2 separate regions of the Homo sapiens genome follow, and region 1 is linked to region 2. A link is a loop called in an ENCODE intact Hi-C map of the cell type or tissue named here. Cell type or tissue: heart right ventricle. All regions are shown on one strand. Each heading gives the region's core, and the rest is flanking DNA. Links, peaks and the distances in the headings are about the cores only. Region 1 overlaps KPNA2 (karyopherin subunit alpha 2). Region 2 holds the start of LOC105371870 (a long non-coding RNA gene).

Region 1 (8,434 bases), core at 311-8,310, 120 kb after region 2:
TTTTGCCACTGCACTCCAGCCTGGGCAACAGAGTGAGACTTCATCTCAAAAGAAACAAAAAAAGAAAAGAAATGGAAAGGAACTACACCTGAAACTTGTAATATTTTGAAGGTAGCTCTGCCTTTGAGGGCCTAATTTTCCCCAGGCTATATTCCCCTTTCTTTGAAAAGCACCCACATGTATTTAACAGTAAACTGTGCATACAGTTTCAGAGGTTCAGGAGCCCCATAACCTATCTTGGATCTCAGGTTACACAGGTTAAGAATTCTTATTCATGCCAAAATATACAATCCAAAGGTAGAATTTTAGGTTATTATTTTAATCTTTGTGGTATTCTGTTTTTCAAACTTTCTAAAATTAGTATTATTTCTGTAACTAGGAAAATACATTTTAAAGAGTTACCAGGAAGAAAAGGAAGAAAGAAAGAGGAAGGAAGGAAGGAAGGAAGGAGGGAGGGAGGGGAGAGAGGGAGAGAAAAAAGAAAGAGTGACAGAAAGAGAAGAAGGAAGGAGGGAGGGAGGGGAGAGAGGGAGAGCAAAAAGAAAGAGAGAAAGAGAAGGAAGGAGGGAGGGAGGGGAGACACGGAGAGCAAAAAGAAAGAGAGAAAGAGAAGAAGGAAGGAGGGAGGGAGGGGAGAGAGGGAGAGAAAAAGAAAGAGTGAGAGAGAGAAAGAGAAGAAGGAAGGAAGGGAGAAAGAAAGGGAAGGGAAGGGAAAGGGATGGGAAAGGGAAGGGAAAGGGAGAGAAAGTAAGGAAAATGAATTAGTTTTGTGTTCCCCAAGTTAATCTTTGCTGAGTGGCTGAGATGTTGGTTGAAAGGATGGGCAAGAACAGAGTAGGGTGACAGTCATTGGTCACCTACAACTTTAGTCTAAGACAAAGGGTTGAAAGAGACCATCTTGGCCAGGCGTGGTGTCTCATGTCTGTAATCCCAGCACTTTGGGAGGCCCAGGCAGGCGGATCACCTGAGGTCGGGAGTTTGAGACCACCCTGACCAACATGGAGAAACCCCATCTCTACTAAAAATACAAAATTAGCCTGGTGTGGTGGTGCATGTCTGTAATCCTGGCTACTCGGGAAGCTGAGTCGGGAGAATCTCCTGAACCTGGGAGGCGGAGGTTGCAGTGAGCTGAGATCACACCATTGCACTCTAGCCTGGGCAACGAGAGCAAAACTCCATCTCAAAAAAAAAGAAAAAGACCATCTCATTCGTACATGTTTTTCTACATTTCTCCTCTATTTCAACAGTTTTGCTTTTAAAATATGTATTTTTGCAGCCACAATCGGGAGATGCCTTCTGGATATCATCCTTTGACCATTAATTTTAATTTTGAATTGATTCAAAGTTTTCTCATTCATCCAATCTTTCCTCATATTCCCTTGTTTTTATGGATAAGCTTCCAATATTTCTGCCTAAACTTGTTCAAGTTCTAAACATGAGTTTCTTCATAGTAGAAAATATGGCTTTGTGGTGGCTGTCTCAACAGTCAAGTGTTTGCTCATTAAAGAAACTTCATTAACACTAGTATTAGGGGCCTATCAGGTATTGATACTGACAAGCTTCCATCACCAAGTTGGACTTGGGTGGTTCAGTCCTGTTCTCATGGCCAATGAGAAGTTAGGGGAGGAGGTGCTCCAATTATTACGTCCAATAGAATTAAGAGAAAGGGAACCAGTGGGCACAGGAAGACAGCTGGACCTCTCACTGAGATACTGCAAAGGCTAACAGCCAGTCTAGGAACTTAGTCACAGTGGGCCCTCCTTGAGCCAGTTCCACTGTTCAGAAAGCTATGCCAAGCCCCTAAAAGACCTAAAGGCTGACAAAACATCTGACTTTTCGGTAGAATCCCATCATTAAGTATATGAACAATCCAGTATGGTCATCTTATGTTATGTGTATCTGACTGATAAGGGGGAAAAAAAAAGAAGAGTAATAATCAACTTAGCCTAGAAGGTAAAATATATCAAAACAAGAGTCTATGTAAGAACAAACAGAAATCTTTGGTGTTAAAAGGTTGGAGGCAGCCAGGTGCAGTGGCTCATTCCTGCAAATCCCAGCACTTTGGGAAGCTGAGGCAGGAGGATAGCTTGAGGCCAGGAATTTGAGACCAGCCTGGGCAACACAGCGAAACTTTGTTTCTTCAGTTATTACAGCTATTCCCAAAAACAAAAAGTTTGGAATAGCCGTAATACTCATCTAGGATATTTCTATTATGTAGGAATTAGTATCTATACTTTTCTTATGCCAGCACTTAGCTGCCCCACCAAAAGGTCTTTCACTGACACAATAAAGAGGCAGGATTTGAATTCAGACAGATCTGGCTCTTAAATACTAGTCCACTTCACTGCACCATGCTACCTCCCACAACTAGGATGGGAAAAGACATTTACGATTGTGAAAAGCCTGGAACGCACGAACTGATCAGTTTAAGAGGGTTCGATGCATACACCTCCTACACAGTGTTATGAAACTGTCCCAAATATTTAGGAGGAACTGAGCGTTCAGACACTAGAATTAGCTTTCAAACTATGCCAACATGTCATTTAACATGCAAGTGCTCAAAATTAAATTGCACTTCTGCCCTCAAAAAACCCTAGTTGATAGCTTGGGTGTTTCTTATCATTTTTATTAGCTGGGGTTATGAAACTTAAATGGGTGATGTTGCTAAAACACTTTTCTCTAACACTTTCCCATGGGGAGTTAGAGGGAGGCTGCATGATTTGGCCGGGTTTTGTTCATCACAAATTAGGTCAACAGCCCAATCCCAAAAGAAAGCACCATTAGTGAAATGACACGTTTCAAGGGCTTTCCAAAATCAGTCCACTGGGTTTTGGCAAGCTCCAGCAAGGGTGGAGAGGGGTAAGGAGCAGCCAGGCCTTAATGGCCTTCTGAACTTGGGTCCTGTATCTGACAAGGTTTCCAATGGCTCCTATGAACAAAACTGACTTTGCTCTTACTGCTGTTATGCAATTAAAGCAGCCAAATGCTGAAATAAAAAATCTTAACAATAAGGATTTACAGTAACGAAAAATTACCCCGTTTTTTCTTCAGTGATGATGCAGCCAGATTGATGAGAGAAAAAAAAAATCAACATTAGGAAACAGAATGTTGATTTCCTTTGTTCTAAAAATAATCAAGTAGCCTGATTATTTTTAGCCAAAATGCAATATAGCAATGAAAGAATACTTTGTGAAATGTTTAACACTGACATCTTTTAATGTTACTCTTTTCAGATTATTTCAACAAGCAAAGTAAGTGTCAGCAGTTTTTACTATAATTGCCAAATGGTATTAGGAATATTACCTTTCCTCCCTTGCTTACAACAAAAACAAATACAAAAATTAAAGTTATAGGTAAAGATATATTATCAAAGGGGATTTTTTTTTAGACAAGAGTCTCGCTCTTGTCACCAAGGCTGGAGTGCAGTGGCGCAATCTCAGCTCACTGCAACCTCCGCCTCCGGAGTTCAAGCGATTCTCCTGCCTCAGCCTCCTGAGTAGCTGGGATTACAGGCTCCCACCACCATGCCTGTAATCCCAGCTAATTTTTTGTATTTTTACTAGAGACAGGGTTTCGCCTGGGTGACAGAGCGAGACACCATCTCAAAGAGTAGTGGCTATCAACCTACACTGTACAGGAGCCCTTGGGAATTACATTTTTAAAAAAGACACATGGTGGACCCTCATGCCCCTCATCAACGAAACAGAACTGGGTACTTTCCCAGATGAGGCCCATGTGCAGCCGTGATTTACCTTGGAACCCCATTCGGCCTTGAAGTTTGGGAGGAAAGAATTCCATTTGTAGCTCCAGCAGAGATTTATGATTAAATTTACGGTGTTTAGCCCATCTCCCTGGCCAAGGAGACTTAAGGAGACACTGGCTGAGGGTTTCCAGAAAATGTTATTCATTCTTCTGCAAAAACTGCAGCCAGGACTACCTCTGGTTAATCCCATCAGTTTGGACAGGTTACCTTTCACTAGCAACATTAAAGGCCCCAAATTAGAAAGCAACACATAGGCATGGTGAAGTCAAGAAAAGGGTGGACTTGAATGTTTATTTACAGGATGCTGCAAGATAGGAAATTCCACATAGAAATTAGAAACCTAGTCAGAGGACAAGCTTCATACAGTATGTATGTACAGTTGGAACTGTTCAAGTATAGTTTCAGTGTAAAAAGTGCTACAGTAACAAACCACATTTAAGAAAGAGTTCTTAGTAGAGAAACAATAAGACAAAATACCAAACGTAGTACACAACAAATTTATGTCTCAGCTACATGATCTAAAAGTTAAAGGTCCCAGGAGCCCCATCCTGAACTTGGAAAGTGTAGCCTTCAGAGGTAGTTTCTGGTACAACGTTTTGATCTTCCTCTTCCTGGAAATATATTAAAAAATAAGTATAAAAATGATATAAGTATTCCAAGCAGCAGCCTACCTGAAGTCTGTATTTAATCTCTAGGTCTTGATCTGCATATTACACCTTTAATCCTGTATGATATTATAGTATTTGACATAGAGGAGGGAGGGTCTCTGAAACTTTGCCAATTCATAAATGCTAGCTACTACAGTAACACAAACAGGCCGAGATTTTTTTCTTCCCCAACCGTCACTTTTCAATAGGAAAAGACTGTATTAGGCCCAGAGCATGGTGATGAGTTTGGCCTACTTCTCTATCACCTCCTACAATGACACCCGTTAACTTACCCTCAAGATATTCTAAGATTCTCAAGGTTGTTCATTTGAAACTAATCTGGTGGCTTTTAAAATCTCAGTTTAAAAAGATTTTATTACCATCAAGCCAAACTAGAGGGGCAAATAAGTACATTATGTCCCATGCACACTGATATTTTACTATATTTAACAAAGATATGACACTTATTTTTAAAAGGGAAAAAAAGGCTTATGGCCTTGACTTTATGTTTCCAAGTTGTTATTAATATTACCATCCATTACTCACCTCTACAGAGAAATACTTCTCAATTAAGCTTAACGAAGCCTTATACACAGACTCATTTTCATGGTTTTGTAGAGCTTCAATTTTGTCTAAGCCTCCACATTCTTCAATCATTATACTAAGTTTCTCAGTTTCACCTAGTTTCTCAGCAGCCTAAAAAAAAAAAAAATCCAAGTTTACTGGCATATACTCTGGTTTTATTTTAATGAAGAAAACATCAATAATTTGAATATTGATACGTCAGGCAGAAATAAGCACCTAACAATTCCTTCATCAAGCCTATCATAGTTTTATGTCCATTTTATATTTTGTTGACACTCAATGTGATTGGATCTGTACCTGCTTTTAGCACTACTTCAACTGGAGCCAAAGATCTTACAATCAGTAGTAGCTCCCAACCTTTTCTATGTATCAAAATCATGCGGGCAACTTTTAAAACAACACTACATTCCAGTTCAACTGGTCTGCTATGGGAACAGGGGTGTATTGTTTCATAAAGCATCCTATGTCATCACAAGGTGTAGTCAAGGTGTCTAAGGGCAAAGATGGCCTATGGAGTGCTAAACTAAACGTCCCCAAACAGAATGTGTGTTGGTATTAAGGATTTACTGGACATATGGAATGGTATGTAGGTTAGTTTTCCTTTAAATTTTCAACCTTAAAGAGATACATAAATATCTATAGATGAAAAAAACAGATTTGCTTCAAAATAACTTAGGGGATTAGATGAGGGGAAGAAGAAATACTGGCCACATACTGACAAATTATTTATACACAGTAACAGATACGCTAGCATCCATTATTGAAGGCTCAACTTTTTTTTTTTTTTTTTTTAAGACAGTTTCACTCTTGCCCAAGCTGGAGTGCAATAACACAAACTTGGCTCACTGCAACTTCCGCTTCCCGGGTTCAAGCGATTCTCCTGCCTCAGCCTTCTGAGTAGCTGGGATTATAGGCGCCCACCACCACACATGGCTAATTCTTGCATTTTTAGCAGAGACAGGGTTTCGCCATGTTGGCCAGGCTGGTCTCGAACTCTTGACCTCAGGTGATCCACCCACCTCGGACTTCCAAAGTGCTGTGATTACAGGCATGAGCCACCGTGCCTGGCCAAGTCATTCAAATTTAATGTCACCAAAAATCGGTATGAAATTGGGAAATTAAATCAACCAAGTAAACAGGTGTGATGAGTCCACATAAGCGCCTGACTCCGATTCAGGTCACACCATCCACTTGTCGTCTCTTTTGTATCTTTTATAATGCCTGCCTCATTTTTAATCAAAGGGGTGGCCACATAAACAGGCTTTCTGATTCTGTGGCTTACTAGTGAGTAAACTTACAGCTGCCCTCCCCCAAGTCTAAATAGTAAACTGATTATTATCAAGTCCAAATTCAAACAAAGCCACCTTGATAGGACTTACCTGAAAGATATTTGAAATGGCATCCAGGATAACCAGAATAATCTTGGTATCTTTTGCAGTTAAGAGGTTCATCAACGGTTCTATTATGCCACAGTGAACAAGGTACACAATCTGTTCAACTGTTCCACCACTGGTATAGTTGGTCACGGCCCACACAGCTTCCTTTTGTGTCTTAAAATCTGCCTATTAAACATAAGGAAATGGTTTTATTTCAGAACAGTTGCACAAATAAGATTCCAAGAGTACTTTTTCACAAAAACAATGACTGAAAGTACCAAGGTTCTATCCAACCTTAAGTAAAAGGGGTTACTGGGTATTGTTCAGCAAAGGACTCCTAGTAGAACCCAAGATTCTTGCACGTGAAGAAGCTTATCAAGCACAGCTTTCTATAAATACTAAAAATGACTTGATTAAATCCTAAGACTTCGTTACCTTAGAGAGAACACTGACAAGGAATGGGACTAATCCATGATTCACAACTTGCTGTATCTGGTCCTGGCGGCCGGCTGTGATGTTTGACATTGTCCACGTAGCTTCCTTCTGAATGTTAGTTTTGGGGTTGGTGAGCAGGCTGGGAAAGACGGCGAGTGCTCCTGCATCAATCACAACCTGAGTCTGTTCATCTGTACCAGTGACAATATTCCCTATGGCTCTTAGGGCAGGAGTCTGAAAAAAAAAAAATATGTTGATGCTGGTTATTTTTTCCCCAGCACTTTAGAAATTCTATACCCTAAAAGTTTTAACAAGAGGCCCATCATGGCCTGAAATAGGCAATATTTCAATATTACTATCAACTGATTATGCTTTTTTTTTTTTTTTTGAGAGACTGGAGTATAATGGCACGATTTCGGGTCACTGCAGCCTCTGCCTCCCAGATTCAAGCAATTCTCCTGCCTTAGCCTCCCGAGTAGTTGAGATTACAGACACGTGCCACCATGTCCAGATAATTTCTTTGTATTTTTAGTAGAGATGGGCTTTCACAATGTTGGCCAGGCTGGTCTCGAACTCCTGACCTCAGGTGATCCACCTGCCTTGGTCTCCCAAAGTGCTGGGATTACACAGGTGTGAGCCACCACTACCACGCCCAGCCCTGATCATGCTTCTTATACTTATGTCCTAATCTACAAGTAAATAACTTACCACAATTGGCAATTCAGAAGCTCCTAGAAGCTTCACAAGTTGGGGCACAACTCCTGTTTTCACCACCATGCCAATTCGTTCATTTGGACCATCAGTAAGGTAGGAAATAGCCCAGCAGGTATCTGCTAATACTTCTGGATCATCATGATGCAGGAGCCGAACTAAGGTAGGAAGAATCTGCTCAACAGCATCTATCGGGGGTGCAGGATTCTTGTTGCGGCAAAGATTAGAAAGTGTCCAGGTAAGATTACGTAAGTAGCCACACTGGGGGAAAAAAAATAGGCAATGAGAGGTTCTGTCTTTTGAGAAGATGGGGGAAATTAGAATGAAGAAGTGAGTAACTTTACTCATGTTAGTAACTTACTGCTAAAGATGACATATCAGGAACTGCAAGGAGAGCCAACAGTGGGTCAACTGCACCGTACTTAATAACCAAGTCTCGGAACACTGAGCCATCACCTGAAAAAAAAGGCAAGATTAATTTTTTTTTTTTTTTTTTTGAGACGGAGTTTCTCTCTGTCGCCCAGGCTGGAGTGCAGTGGCGCGATCTCGGCTCACTGCAAGCTCCGCCTCCTGGGTTCAAGCCATTCTCCTGCCTCAGCCTCAGGCGCCCGCCGCCACGCCCGGCTAATTTTTTGTATTTTTAGTAGAGGTGGGGTTTCACTGTGTTAGCCAGGATGGTCTCAATCTCCTGACCTCATGATCCACCCGCCTCTGCCTCCCAAAGTGCTGGGATTACAGGCGTGAGCCACCATGCCCGGCCGAGGCAAGATTAATTTTATTACCTTGTCCAACACCATCAATTTTCAGTGACTGAATGCACCAGCAAAAACTCCCAAACTTACTTAGATGGCCCTCTGCTGCCTTTGTAAAGACGACACTTTCATTCCTAATAAGGGCTTGAAAGCAAGCTCAAAACT
Region 2 (8,434 bases), core at 359-8,358:
ACTCCAGCTCTGGGCAACAGAGCAAGACTCCATCTCGGGGGGAAAAAAAATCCTCTGTTTTCTACAGCAATTTATTTCCAGAAGTATATTTTCCCAGTCCTGTCCTTAGAGCTGACAAGAGGAGCCCCTGACTGGGCCCTGCAATTTAGAGAACTCTACATACAAAAAAACTAAATTAATTAAGGACTACAAGGCTGGGTGTGGTGGCTCATGTCTGTAATCCCAGCACTTTGGGAGCTCAAGGTGGGCAGTTCACCTGAGGCCAGGAGTTCGAGACCATCCTGGACAACATGACAAAACCCCGTCTCTAGTAAAAATACGAAAATTAGCCGGGCGCGGTGGCACATGCCTGTAATCCCGGCTACTAGAGAGGCTGAGGCATGAGAATCATTTGAACCTGGGAGGCAGAGGTTGCAGTGAGCTGAGATTGCACCACTGCGCTCCAGCCTGGGTGACAGAGCAAGGCTGTCTCAAAAACAAACAAAAACAAAAAAACAAAAAAACAAAAAACATTAAGGCCCACAGGATGCCTCTGCTAGTCTGGATCTGGTGCCTGGCGTTGGTGCAGCACCACCTAACCCCATGCATCCTCTCTTGACTGACAATTTTCAGGCCCCAGAGGGATGCTTCTCTACATCTTATCCTCTGTCCATGGGAAAAATTATAACTAAATCTAAAGGTTGAATGGGGCCTCTGGTAGGCACTATTTTGATGTACAGAGAAGCTGTGGGCAGAAAAGGACTTAGATAAGAGAAAGACAAGTTAACATATCATGGTTCCAGAGGTCCTCATGAGTTAGCACAGTATTTGTCTCAGTTGCATAGAAGCTGAGGAAAAGTTTGCAATATTAACCCTTTTCCCGTTTAGGAAAAAAGGGGCAGCTCACTGCCAGTGCTCATTTAATTTTACAGAAACATGCTCTTTGAGGCTGAAGCAAATATCACGGATTTCCTTCCTTCCCCGCCTCCCTCCTCCCTCCCCTTCCCTTCCTTTCCTTCCTTTTACAGAAACATGCTCTTTGATGCTGAAGCAAATCTGACTTCTTCCTTCCTTCCTTCCTCCCTCACTCCCTCTCTCTCTTTCTTTCTTTCGACAGAGTCTTGCTCTGTCACCCAGGCTGGAGTGCAGTGGTGTGATCTCAGCTCACCACAACCACTGCCTCCTAGGTTCAAGAAATTCTCCTGCCTCAGCCTCCCGAGTAGCTGGGATTACAGGTGCCTGCCACCACAGCTGGCTAATTTTTCTATTTTTTAGTAGAGTCGGGGTTTCACCATGTTGGCCAGGCTGGTCTGGAACTCCTGACCTCAGGTGATCCATCTGCCTCTGCCTCCCAAAGTGCTGGGATTGCAGGCATGAGCCACCATGCCTGGCCACAAATCTGAATGATTTTCAGTTTGAAAATAAAATATAAAAACTGTTCTTGGAATTATTTATAAACAGAACTAACATCAGAATCATCTGAATCATCAGAATAGTCTATTCTGGAAAAATCAGATTCATCAAATGAATCTTTGGCCAACAACTGTTGGAGAATGATGTTAGTATCATGTGTAGGAATGCTATGTTTTCTAGGATTTGATATTTTCAGCCATGGACAATTACTGTATTTTGTAAATGGAAATCCCGCTACTAAAAACACAATGCTATAAATAGAATGATGCCTTTTGTTTCCAAAGTGGATATACTAGAGTGATGCGAAAATAATAATAAAGTGAGATATTTCATGGCAAAGTTATCTTCGGGAAGATGCTGCAGCTGCAGGTGCCACCGGTGAGTCTTCTCTGGGCAAACGAGAAAAGGATGAAGTAAATCACATTACACATTATTCTTAAATTTGTATCTGTGTCTAGCCCTCAGACAAACTGTGATGCTTACTAATTTTTTTTTTTTTTTTTTTTGAGATGGAGTCTTGCTCTGTCGCCCAGGCTAGAGTGCAGTGGCGCGATCTCAGCTCACTGCAAGCTCCACCTGCCGGGTTCAAGTGATTCTCCTGCCTCAGCCTCCCAAGTAGCTGGTACTACAGGCGCCCACCACCATGCCTGGCTTTTTGTTTTGTTTTGTTTGTATTTTTAGTAGAGACGGGGTTTCACCATGTTAGCCAGGATGGGCTCGATCTCCTGACCTCGTGATCTGCCCGCCTTGGCCTCCCAAAGTGCTGGGATTACAGGCGCAAGCCACTGCACCCGGCCACCTTTTCTTTACATTGGCAATGAGGTGGTCATTGAATGCTAGAATTATGAATTTTAATTTAATGTAATTTAATTAAGTTTTCAAAAATCAAAATAAAATGGATTTCAATCATTTTGATTTACAAATTTGATTAATTCTAATTTGTATGTTGCCTTTTGGTTTAATAGGTACTTTTCTTTCTTTTTTTTTTTGAGATGGAGTCTCGCTCTGTCGCTCAGGCTGGAGTGCAGTGGCACGACCTCGGCTCACTGAAGCCTCTGCCTCCCGGGTTCAAGCAATTCTTCTGCCTCAGCCTCCCAAGTAGCTGGGACTACAGGTGCGCCACCACACCTGGCTAATATTTTTTGTATTTTTAGTAGAGATGGGGGTTTCACCATATTGGCCAGGCTGGTCTCAAACTCCTGACCTCATGATCTGCCTGCCTCAGCCTCCCAAAGTGCTGGGATTATAGGCGTGAGCTACTGGGCCCAGCAATAGATACTTTTCAATATTTGAAAAGAATATTGTTTGGGAAAACATTTCTGACAAAATTAAATTTTTTACATAAACTTATTTTGATGAAAATGTTAAGATACTTGTACTGTGAATATGACTGTTTTAATCCTTACATGTATTTTTTTTTTTTTTTTTTGAGATGGAGTCTCACTCTGTTGCCCAGGCTGGAGTGCAGTGGCGCCATCTTGGCTCACTGCAAGCTCCGCCTCTCAGGTTCACGTCATTCTCCTGCCTCAGCCTCCGGAGTAGTTGGGACTACAGGCACCCGCCACCACGCCCAGCTAATTTTTGTATTTTTAGTAGAGACGGGGTTTCACCTTGTTAGCCAGGATGGTCTGGATCACCTGACCTCGTGATCCGCCTGCCGTGGCCTCCCAAAATACTGGGATTATAGGCATGAGCCACCGCGCCCAGCCTTCTTACATGTATTTTTAAATCTTGACAATAATAATTGATTTTGCTGAAAGGAATAAAAATAAATTTCATGGAATAGTTTCAGTAATTTATAAATTACACATATCTTTATTTTATTACGCATCTCAATATTAAGAATTGCTTGAACCCGGGAGGCAGGGGCTGTAGTGAACCGAGATCGCGTCACTGCACTCCAGCCTGGGCAACAGAGTGAGACTCCGTCTCCAAAAAAAAAAAAAAAAAAAAGCAAAAAAATTTTATGATCTTTGATATTTTGCTAACTTTCTGTCATGTACAAATCATAGCTTCATACACATTTTTAAATTTTATCATTTTAAAGGAATATTTGTCAGGGGATGAGGTTAGAACATACTTTATTTAACACCCTGTTAGTTTAATTTATAATTTGGAAATATTTAGACAGATGGCCTGTGGCGTCCATCTGTCCTCTTGCCCCAAACTGCACGTCCAGACTTGACTCATGGGCCCCAGCTTGGGTTTTTGATAGGAATCTTCCCAGGGCTCATGTTTGTAATAGCTGGGGGGGCCAGGGGTGGAGGGTCCCTCTGGTCCCCCTTTGAATGCTGCAGACACCATCTTCTCTCAGATTTTAAGCTGCAGAGACCAAATTTCCAGCATGTGGTCCTGGGCTATGGAAACCTCTCCTCCTGCCCAGGACTCTCACTCTACAGAGATGAGTTCATTCAGGTCCCTGAAGCCCCTGTAGAGTTCTGGCCATAAATGGTTCCTCATAAAGTGGTGCCCCCAGGATGTTCAGCCTCCCCGCCCCCGCCCCTGCAGACCTCCTATCCCAGGGTGCCATATGCTGCTGCCCTGCTGGGAGGAGAAGCCCGGGGGGCATGGGGCAGCACTGCCTGCTTAGAAGCCCCTTGTAAACTTTCTTTCTGCCAGATCCTGCCGCCCTGTTTCAGAGGGTAGAGTGGGCCAGCAGTAACAAAATGTTTCCTCCCTTGCCCCTTTCTGGTAGAAATTTCTCCCAGACTTCCTTGGTGACTAATGGTGTTGGGATGTTGTGGCCTTCACAGGGAGGGGACAGGTTGTCAGCTCACAGTTTCACAGATGGTTGACCGATGCTGACAGTAGCTGGCAGGTTTCTTTTGGCTGCAAGTGACAGAAACCCAACTCAAACTTGTTCGCAAGTAGGGACATTTACTGCTTCTCAGAATTGAAGGAAGGGGAAGGGTGTGTTTGGGTCCCAGAAAGGGTGGACCGTGGGACTGGAATCCGGTCCAGACTCCACTCCCTCTTCACAGAAGCTTAGCACCTCAGATGGGCTGTGTCCTCTGGCCCTGCACACATGGGCTTCCTGTTGGAAGCTGAGCAGCTCCACCAGCTTCCCCTTATAAATGTAGTGACTGGCGCAGAAGCGTTCCTATGACTATGGGGGGTGACAGGGGACCGGGCACTGGCACTGGCAGCCCCCGCCTAAAACCCCATGAGAGAAGGAGTTACCCCAAAGGTGGTGCTGTTCCCAGAAAGGAAGGGAACAGCCCGTGCTCTCCACCCTGTCCCACCCAGCCATTTTCCTCACAGACGTCACCTGTGCTTCCAGGCCCAGCTGCTATTTCTGCCTGATGCTTAACTAATTTGCATGGTTAAAACCAGCATATTTCCAGGAGATGGATAATGTCACAGAACTGGGGTTCCAGAAGGCTGGGGTGGTCCAGCACTCCTGCCTTCTTTAGAACATGGAGAGCTGTTAGTTGGGCAGGGCTGAAGCGTAGGTGGCGAGGAACAGGAGGCTCCTACTGCAGATGGCCTTGTTCTTCGGATCCTCCCAGAAATCCCCAGGCCAGCTGGAACCTGGGGTCAGAGAGGGATGGGAGAGAGGTAGGCTGTGAAAGGGGGTGGGAACACACCTTCTGGAACCACTGTCTTCCTTGAGGGGACCCCAAGAGGGGGCTTGATGGGCAGGGATGGAGCTTCCTCCTTCCCGAGGCTCAGTGACACTTATCTCTGAGGGACCCTCCTGAGACAGTGTGGGGTAGTTTGTTGTTTGTCCGAAATTCTAATTTAACAGGATCTTGTAAATTTTATTTGCTAAATCTGTCAGCTCTGGGGGTAGGAGGATGAGAGGAGCAAAACAATGGTCCCAAGCTCAGGCTGGTATGGAGTGAGTCTTAGACAGAAAAAGAGACCAGAGAGGAAACAAGCCCACTGGGGTAGCCATCTTGTCCAACCGGAAGCCGCCTGACACTTGAAGGCGATGGATGGAAGAACTCAGCCCTCTGCCTCCTCAGCAACATGAACCTAGTTTAAGGGGAAAGACACACCTTCTCTCAGTGACAGAAATAGCCCCAGATTTTCAGATTTATCAAAAGTATTATTTTTTTCAGGCCAGGTACAGTGGCTCATGCCTGTAATCCCAGCACTTTGGGAGGCCAAGGTGGGTGAGATCAGGAGTTTGAGACCAGTCTGGCCAACATGGTGAAATCCCATCTCTACTAAAAGTACAAAAATTAGCCAGGTGTGGTGGACGGTGCCTGCAATCCCAGCTACTCGGGAAGCTGAGGCAGGAGAATTGCTTGAGCTCAGGAGGTGGAGGTTTCAGTGAGGTGAGATTGTGCCACTGCACTCCAGCCTGGACAACGGAGTCAGACGAAAGAAAAAGACAGACAGACAGACGGAGACAGAGACACAGAGAGAGAGTGAGAGAGAGAAAAAGAATTTAAATCAGCCAGTTGTAGTGGCATGCACCTGTAGTCCCAGCTATTTGGGAGGTTGAGATGGGAGGATTGCTTGGGCCCAGGAGTTTGAGGCTGCAGTGAGCTATGATTGCATCACTGCACTCCAGCCTGGGCAACAGAGTGAAACCCTATCTCTAAAAAATGAATGAATGAATGAAATTTTCACCAGAAGAGTTCTGCTTATATTTACTTTTTAAAATATTTTAGAGACACAGTATCACTGTGTTGCCCAGGCTGGTCTCTAAGTCCTGACCTCAAGCAATCCTCCTGCCTCAGCCTCTTAAGTAGCTAGGTACAAGCCACCATGCCTAGCTATATTTACCTTTTTTTTTTTGAGATGGAGTCTCTCTCGCCCAGGCTGGAGTGCAGTGGCGCAATCTTGGCTCACTGCAACCTCCGCCTCCCGGGTTCCAGCAATTCTTCTGCCTCAGCCTCCTGAGTAGCTTGGATTATAGGCACACACCACCACGCCTGGCTAATTTTTGTATTTTAGTAGAGATGGAGTTTCACCATGTTGGCCAGGCTGGTCTCCAACTCCTGACCTCAAGTGATCCGCCTGCCTCAGCCCCTCCAAAGTGCTGAGACTACAGGTGTGAGCCACCACACCCGGCCATATATTTACTTTTATGTGAATTTAAAACATGTAGGTGTGACCAACTCTTCTGCCAGCTCTTACATAAGGAGACTTTATCATCATCATCATGTTCATCATCACTCACAAACTGCTTATTTGGAACTCCCCTCAGTTCTCAGAGTGGGAACATTCTTTAAGCGGCCTTGTAGAAACCCTATTCCATGCTAACATGCCAACCAATTTTACTTTCCCAGAACCACAGAATGATATTTCATTGTATGCCTCGACTCAATCACCTTTCCTTTTTCAAGGACCATTTCAATGCCTGATTGGCTACTTGATCTGACTGCTTCCTGCTAATCTTGCTGCCTATTCTTGTCTATATTCCATTCCTCATCGAATTAACCTTGATCGAATCTGAGAACTCTGCTTAGTAATGACTCCGGGTATTCTATACCCACTTCTGTAGCTTGTTCAACACCCTCTTCAATCCTGGTCCCACTTCCTGTGACTGAAATGATTACCTGTAATATATTATTTAACTTTTGGACTATGATCTGTTTCTAACCTGTGACCATTTCACATAGCCACTCAAATATTGTAAAGGTACGGTAAAGATGATGAAACAGTTAGTTGGCATCATTTTGTACGTAATGAGTTTGTAGTGCGCTTTGGACATTGAGACCACTTCATAAGCTTTAGGTTTTGAGAATTTCACAGAATAAAGCTCATCGCTGATGCAGTAATGAAGGAAATGTTCTACAAGTCAATAGATAGGTGAAAGGAGAGGGCATTCATATTAGATTTACTTACTGAACTCAGAGCCTTGGGTTACCACCTGACCACCACTGCCATCTAGTTTAAGTGTCCTTTTCTTTTTCTTTCAAATCTCTGGCAGGTTGTGATATTTATGGGTCTATCTCTTGTGACTTTAGGTTCGTCTTGGCACCAGACATAAGGCAGTTCCACAACAAGCTCTTGCCCTAAACAGCTCCTGATGCCAAGAACTGCCGAATTACTACTTTGATTTCAGTAGATGTCAAAAAGGATCATCAGGGTAAACTTTGTAGATTTCTTTCAATAACCACACTCTCCTTTCAACATTGAAATTCTAGACCGTAGACAGAAGTATTGAAATGGGTTATAGGGAGGAGATGTGAGAGGCCTCCTGCCATTGATAAGTGGACATGTCTGAATTGGCCTGCTACCTAAATTAATAATCTCAATCACTTGGATGGTGGTATCCATAATTTTCTCCACTGTTTGTGTGGCATATAATAAAAAACGGTTGTATCTAGCAATTCCTTTGCAAATCTTACTTGATTTTGAAGCCATAGAATGCCTCAACTCTTAGCTTGAATGACTGGAGTTTAGTTTTTATTTCTCAGAACAAAACAGTTTGAAGCCTAATTAATATCCTTGGAAGGAACTCACACTAAAAATTCTAACAGCTTCAGGAGTTTTCTGAAGGAAATTTCTTCAAGGATTTTCCCTTGAAGAAAGGGAAAATGAAGAGACATGGTGCCACTTCCGAAGCAAAGCCTGAAGTTCTGTGCTTTAGAGGTGGTGCTGCCATCCTATGATTGCAGGAGTCTGGCATTGGCTTGGTGGAGGAACCTGTGGGTAAGGCGGAGGAAGGTCTGTTTTCAATGGGGGTAGAGTAGAGTAAGGAGTTGAAGTGGGAATGATCTCTTTTTTCTTAATTTCTAAAACTCATCTTTTCAGACACATATTAAGTCCTTCCCTCTCTGAGCTACTGAAGTCCTAGGCAGAGTTTTTGTGTCTTACAATATAGGTTTTCACCTTAGGCAATACCTGACAAAACCTTTAAATTTAAAATTGTAAAGTCAATTTCCTGCCAGGAAGCTTAGGAGGAAGAACGAAGTAATGTTTTTCCAGTTTTGGGTTAAGAACTTGTTTTGTACTAAAATAGTCCTTCACATACGTATCTCTTGTAGCCTTCAGTTATCCCAGCAAATCATCTAGATTTATTTATTTATCTTTTTATTATTATTATTTTTTTAGAGACAGGGTCTCACTCTGTTGCCCAGGC

Evidence for each region. Peaks named below come from ENCODE experiments on the same cell type or tissue, not always from the same donor. Only the 100,000 strongest peaks of a DNase experiment are listed, where the experiment ranks them.
Region 1: it touches region 2 in a loop (5-fold over the local background); 7 of 110 quality-filtered maps call a loop at or near these places.

The regions. Positions count from the first base shown.
Region 1 is chr17:68,042,444-68,050,877 of GRCh38, reverse strand. KPNA2 (karyopherin subunit alpha 2) reads right to left here. Exons shown (of 11, transcript NM_002266.4): 6 at 7,879-7,973; 7 at 7,515-7,778; 8 at 6,807-7,040; 9 at 6,375-6,557; 10 at 4,957-5,106; 11 at 4,024-4,374. The coding sequence ends at 4,282. Among named protein-coding and RNA genes, the nearest start is that of KPNA2, 11 kb to the right of the region's middle. RefSeq lists a silencer at 2,438-2,638. In heart right ventricle, for the core only: no CTCF peak of the experiment used is centred there; no DNase peak of the experiment used is centred there; H3K27ac peaks cover 1,828 bases.
Region 2 is chr17:68,157,926-68,166,359 of GRCh38, reverse strand. LOC105371870 (a long non-coding RNA gene) reads right to left here and starts at 957. Exons shown (of 4, transcript XR_934937.4): 1 at 1-957. It also overlaps the pseudogene RDM1P3. In heart right ventricle, for the core only: no CTCF peak of the experiment used is centred there; a DNase peak (open chromatin) is centred at 4,509; H3K27ac peaks cover 4,578 bases.